Linked DNA regions of Homo sapiens: region 1 is linked to region 2. A link is an interaction called in ENCODE POLR2A ChIA-PET data of the cell type or tissue named here. Cell type or tissue: GM12878. All regions are shown on one strand. Each heading gives the region's core, and the rest is flanking DNA. Links, peaks and the distances in the headings are about the cores only.

The links. Peaks named below come from ENCODE experiments on the same cell type or tissue, not always from the same donor. Only the 100,000 strongest peaks of a DNase experiment are listed, where the experiment ranks them.
Region 1: POLR2A ChIA-PET joins it to region 2 with 5 read pairs; 6 of 35 experiments call an interaction of 5 or more read pairs at or near these places.

What each region holds. Positions count from the first base shown.
Region 1 is chr19:6,614,652-6,617,570 of GRCh38, reverse strand. No RefSeq gene overlaps it. Among named protein-coding and RNA genes, the nearest start is that of CD70, 25 kb to the right of the region's middle. RefSeq lists an enhancer at 1,374-1,593. In GM12878, for the core only: no CTCF peak of the experiment used is centred there; a DNase peak (open chromatin) is centred at 1,410; H3K27ac peaks cover 427 bases.
Region 2 is chr19:6,563,291-6,566,209 of GRCh38, reverse strand. It overlaps the pseudogene CLIC4P2. Among named protein-coding and RNA genes, the nearest start is that of CD70, 26 kb to the left of the region's middle. In GM12878, for the core only: no CTCF peak of the experiment used is centred there; no DNase peak of the experiment used is centred there.

The DNA of each region.
Region 1 (2,919 bases), core at 280-2,779, 51 kb before region 2:
GTGATGTCATGTTTCTCTGATTATTCATGATCCTTATGGCCTTGCATTAGTGTCTGTGCATTTGAAGTAGTCAGTTCTTTACATACTGGCTTTAGCAGGAAAAGCACTTTGCCAGTCAGCCTATCTAGAGATTCTAGGCAGCCTGTTTGGTGGGGAGTTGCTGGTGGACTTCTCGCTGGAGTCCTTGAGAGGGATTGCCTGGTGCCTATTTCAGCAAGAGAGGAGGCTTGGCACCTGGTTCCACAGGGGCTGACCTGGTGCCTGGATCCCCTGGGATGGAACTGGAGTTTGAGTCCACATGAATGATTGCGTGTGTGTGTGTGTGTGTGTGTGTGTGTGTGTGATAACAGATCAATTTTAATTCTAGCACCTGAAGCTATACAAGGGTATGCTCTATAAACTTCATGGGACTGTTGCACATGCTGGATAAAATGACATCTGTGCAATACCACTTAGCATCTCAAAATCAGGAACATACTATTGAATTGCTTAAACACAATCCACAGAATTAAAAACAAAAGCAGATGCCATCCACAGTTACACTAATTGTCCATTAAAAGTTTACACTTAATGCTTGATATAACAATCAATATCTAGCAGGGAATATTGAAAGGGATTTCAGAGTCTCATCCTGTTGTACTCTATTGGGAAGGTTTCTTGAGTACATATGTGACTGGCCAAAGATGGATACAACCAAGACCAGACCAGCAAGTAAAAGTTCTACAACAGTTTCTGTAGTTTCCACTTGCTTTTCTCTGGACAGCCTGTATCCGTGTTCGCTAAAGTGGAACTCGGGCTCAGGTCTGCAGTGCAGCCAGGAACTCACTTTACTCTCCATCCCCCATGAAGTGGGTTTCTCTCTCTGTGCTGCCTTGGGTTCAGGAAGGGGATGATGCAGATCAAGTGAAACTCTTTCCTACCATCTTCAGTACATCTTTTCTTTTCTTTTTCTTGTTTTTCTTTCTTTTTGCCTTTTTTTTTTTTTTTTTTTTTTTGAGATGGAGTCTCGCTCTGTCGCCCAGGTTGGAGTGCAATGGCGCGATCTCGGCTCACCGCAACCTCTGCCTCCCGGTTCAAGACATTCTTCTGCCCCAGCCTCCTGAGTACCTGGGATTACAGGTGCGTCCACCACGTCTGGCTAATTTTTTTTTTGTATTTTTAGTAGAGATGGGGTTTCTCCATGTTCATCAGGCTGGTTGGAACTCCTGACCTCAGGTGATCCACCCACCTCGGCCTCCAAAAGTGCTGGAATTACAGGCGTGAGCCACCATGCTCGGCCTATCTTTTCTTACCGTTATTTTCCATTCAAGTTCTGTGGTCTCTCAGCTGATTCTTTGACTCTTGTGAAAGTATTTTTCTGCACAGAAGATTATTGAAATGAATGTTTCTGTGAAAGGATAAAGGTTCGAAACATATCCTGCCACATTGTTGACTCACTCTCAGAGTCATGCCCAGTCTTGCCAATTTCCACTGTTGAATAAGGGGGATTCCACGTGGTTTTACTTTTTTTTGGAGTAATGTAGCTAAATATGCTCTCTAGTATTGTCCACTTGTATATTATTTTATGTGAAGTGTTGCTTCACATCTTTTATATCTTTTAAAAGTAGGTTGTCTTTTTCTTTTTGCCTTACAGAATTTTTTTTTTTTTGTGACAGAGTCTCGCTCTGTTGCCCAGGCTGGAGTACAGTGGCACGATCTCAGCTCACTGTAACCTCTGCCTCCCAGGTTGAAGTGATTCTCCTGCCTCAGCCTCCTGAGTAGCTGGGATTACAGGTGCACACCACCACGCCCAGCTAATTTTTTTTTTTTTTTTTTTTTTTTTTTTTGAGAAGGAGTCTTGCTCTGTCGCCCAGGCTGGAGTGCAGTGGCATGATCTCGGCTCACTGCAAGCTCCGTCTCCCAGGTTCATGCCATTCTCCTGCCTCAGCCTCCCAAGTAGCTGGGACTACAGGCGCCCGCCACCATGCCCGGCTAATTTTTTGTATTTTTAGTAGAGACGGGGTTTCACCGTGTTAGCCAGGATGGTCTCGATCTCCTGACCTCGTGATCCGCCCGCCTCAGCCTCCCAAAGTGCTGGGATTACAGGCATGAGCCACTGCACCCGGCCAAGCAATTATTTTTATAATCCCACTGGATTGTAGTCCCTGATGGCACTAATACCACACTGTTTAACTTGCTGTAGCCTTTTAATAAGACTCAATATATAGTAGAGTCTCTCCATTCTGTTCTTTTTACAGATCATCTTGTCTTTCTTAGTTCTTTGCATTTCCCTGTGTTTTTATTAGAATCAGTCTCTCTCTCTCTCTCTCCTCTCTCTCTCTCACGCGCACACACATACACACACACACACGTATACTTCCTGCTGAGGTATTGACTGGGATTGCATTGAATCTATAGATCAATAGATATTGGTGTAGAATTGGTGTCTTCATGGTATTAAATGTTCCAACCTCTTGGCCATGGTATATCCTTCTATTTATTTAAGCTTTCTTTAATTTTCTCAGTAACATTTTATGGTTTTTGGTGTAGAATTTATATAGTGCTTCCATTAGATGTAGTCCCAGGTATTTGATATATTTTTGTTGAGTTTGTAAATGACATAGTTTTACATGTCTTTTCTAGTTGACAGTGGTATATAAAAATATGATTTATTTTTGTACTTTGGCTTTGCCTCCGGTGTTGTTGCTAAATCAATATATTAAAACTATGTGTAGGCCGGGCGCAGTGGCTTATGCCTGTAATCCCAGCACTTTGGGAGGCTGAGGTGGGCGGATCCCCTGAGGTCAGGAGTTTGAGACCAGCCTGGGCAACATGGTGAAACCTCATCTCTACTAAGAATACAAAAATTAGCCGGGTGTGGTAGTGCATGCCTGTAATCCCAGCTACTCAGGAGGCTGAGGCAACAGAATTGCTTGAACC
Region 2 (2,919 bases), core at 182-2,681:
CTACTGCACTCCAGCCCAGGTGACAGAGTGAGACTCCATCTCAACAAAAAAAAATTACCGCACAGCAAAAGAAACTACCATCAGAGTGAACAGGCAACCTACAGAATGGGAGAAAATTTTTGCAATCCACCCATCTGACAAAGGGCTAATATCCAGAATCTACAAAGAACTTAAACAAATTTACAAGAAAAAATCAAACAACCTCATCAAAAAGTGGGTGAAGGATATGAACAGACACTTCTCAAAAGAAGACATTTATGCAGCCAACAGACACAAGAAAAAATGCTCATCGTCGCTGGCCATCAGAGAAATGCAAATCAAAACCACAATGGGATACCATCTCACACCAGTTAGGATGGCGATCATTAAAAAGTCAGGAAACAACAGGTGCTGGAGAGGATGTGGAGAAATAGGAACACTTTTACACTGTTGGTGGGACTGTAAACTAGTTCAACCATTGTGGAAGACAGTGTGGCGATTCCTCAAGGATCTAGAACTAGAAATACCATTTGACTCAGCCATCCCATTACTGGGTATATACCCAAAGGATTATAAATCATGCTGCTACAAAGACACATGCACATGTATGTTTATTGCGGCACTATTCACAATAGCAAAGACTTGGAACCAACCCAAATGCCCATCAATGATAGACTGGATAAGAAAACGTGGCACATATACACCATGGAATACTATGCAGCCATAAAAAAGAATGAGTTCATGTCCTTTGTAGGGACATGGATGAAGCTGGAAACCATCATTCTGAGCAAACTATCACAAGGACAGAAAACCAAACACCACATGTTCTCACTCATAGGTGGGAACTGAATAATGAAAACACTCAGACACAGGAAGGGGATCATCACACACCAGGGTCTGTCGTGGGATAGGGGGAGGGGGTAGGGATAGCATTAGGAGATATACCTAATGTAAATGACGAGTTAATGGGTGCAGCACACCAACATGGCACATGTATACATATGTAACAAAACTGCACATTGTGCACATGTACCCTAGAACTTAAAGTATAATAATAAAAGAAAAAGAAAAAAAAAGTTAGCCTGGTATGGTGGTGTGCGCCTGTAATCCCAGTTTCTGGGGAGGCTGAGGCATAAGAATTGCTTGAACCTGGGAGGCAGGGGTTGCAGTGAGCCAAGAGCATGCCAATGCACTCCAGCCTGGGTGACAGAGAGACTCTGTCTCAAAAAAAAAAAAAAAAAAAAAATGAGAGTTGGCTAGGTAAAGGATAGAAAGTATCAAAGAGAGAAAGGAAGGGAGTTCCTGACTGCAGGAACATCACTGGGCAATAGCTGGGAAGTGGGAAGGAGAAGCCAAAGGAGGCTAATGTAGATGAGGAAGAGGGTGGTGCAATATCCTTCTGAAGAACTAGGCAGAGACTTGTTCACTCAAGACCTTACAGGACTCCTGAGGCACCATCTTCATGGTTGGCAGAGAAGTTGAGTCTGTAGACCCTAACAAAATCTGACTGGACCAGGGATCAGTGGCTAGGTCAAAGATTGTCCAATAGGATCACTCCAGTTTGGATGGTAACTAATCCAGCCAATCAGCTCTCCCCTGGCATGCGTTCCACTGTCCATGGTTCTGAAGTATCTTTGCAAAATAAGACTGTTGATCCCAATCAACAGGTTGGCCACATAACTCTGTATTAGTTAGCTACTGCCGTGTAACAAATCATCACAAACTTAGTGGCTTGAAACAACACTCATTCATTATTTTCATGGTGTCTTCATCAGGAATCTGGGCAAGATTTATATGGGTTCTATTCTCAGGGTTATACAATCAAGGAGTTGACCAAGCTGTGTTTTCATCTGGAGTCTGGGGAAGAATTGTGTTCAAACTCATTAGTGTTGTTGGCAGAATTCAGTTCCTTGCAGTGTAGAACTGAGGCCCCTGTTTTTTTAGCTCATTGTTAGCCAGGGATCACTCTGCTCCTAGAAGATGTTCTTGGGTTTTTTTCATGTGGTCCTTACCACCTTTAAAGCCAGCAACGACAGGTCAAATCCTTCTCAAGGTCTGAATCTCTCTGGCTTCTGACTTTCTTGATATTTGACTTCTACATTCAGATTTATAGAGTTTGTGTGATTAACTCAGGCTCACCTAGACAATTTCCCTTTGATAAATTTAAGGCCAATTGAAGAAGTGGCTCAATCTGCAGTGTGGTGCAGTGCTGAGGAGCTGAGGCCATGGCCACCTCAATGCCAGACTGTCCAGTGAGCAGCATGGCCAAAGCCATCAGCCAGAGCAGCCTTGGAGCAGAAGCAGCAGCTGCCAACGTTTGCAAAGCCCAGCTGACCTGGCCTTGGCATTGTCGATGCCACTGAACAAGTTGAAGGAGGAAGACAAAGAGCCCCTCCTTGAGCTCTGGGTCAAGGCTGTCAGTGATGGTGAAAGCACAGGAATCTGCCTTTTTTCCCAGAGATTCCTCATGATTCTTTAGCTCAAAGGAGTTGTCTTCAGTGTCACAACTGTTGATCTGAAAAAGGAAACCTGCAGATCTGCAAAACAAGGCTCCTGGGAACCACCCACCACTTATAACTTTCAACAGTGAAGTCAAATAAGATTGAGGAAGCTCCTGAAGAAGTCTTATGTCCTCCCAAGTACTTAAAGCTTTCACCAAAACACCCAGAATCAAATACTGCTGGAATGGACATCTTTGCCAAATTCTCTGCATAGATCAAGAATTCAAGGCCAGAGGTTAATGAAGCATGAGTGAAGCATCTCTTAAAAACCCTGCAGAAAATGGTGATTATTAAAAAGTCAAGAAACAACAGATGCTGGTGAGGTTGCAGAGAAAAAGAAACGCTTTTACACTGTTGGTGGTAGTGTAAATTAGTTCAACCATTGTGGAAGACAGTGTGGTGATTCCTCAAAGATCTAGAAGCAGGAAAAACATTTGAC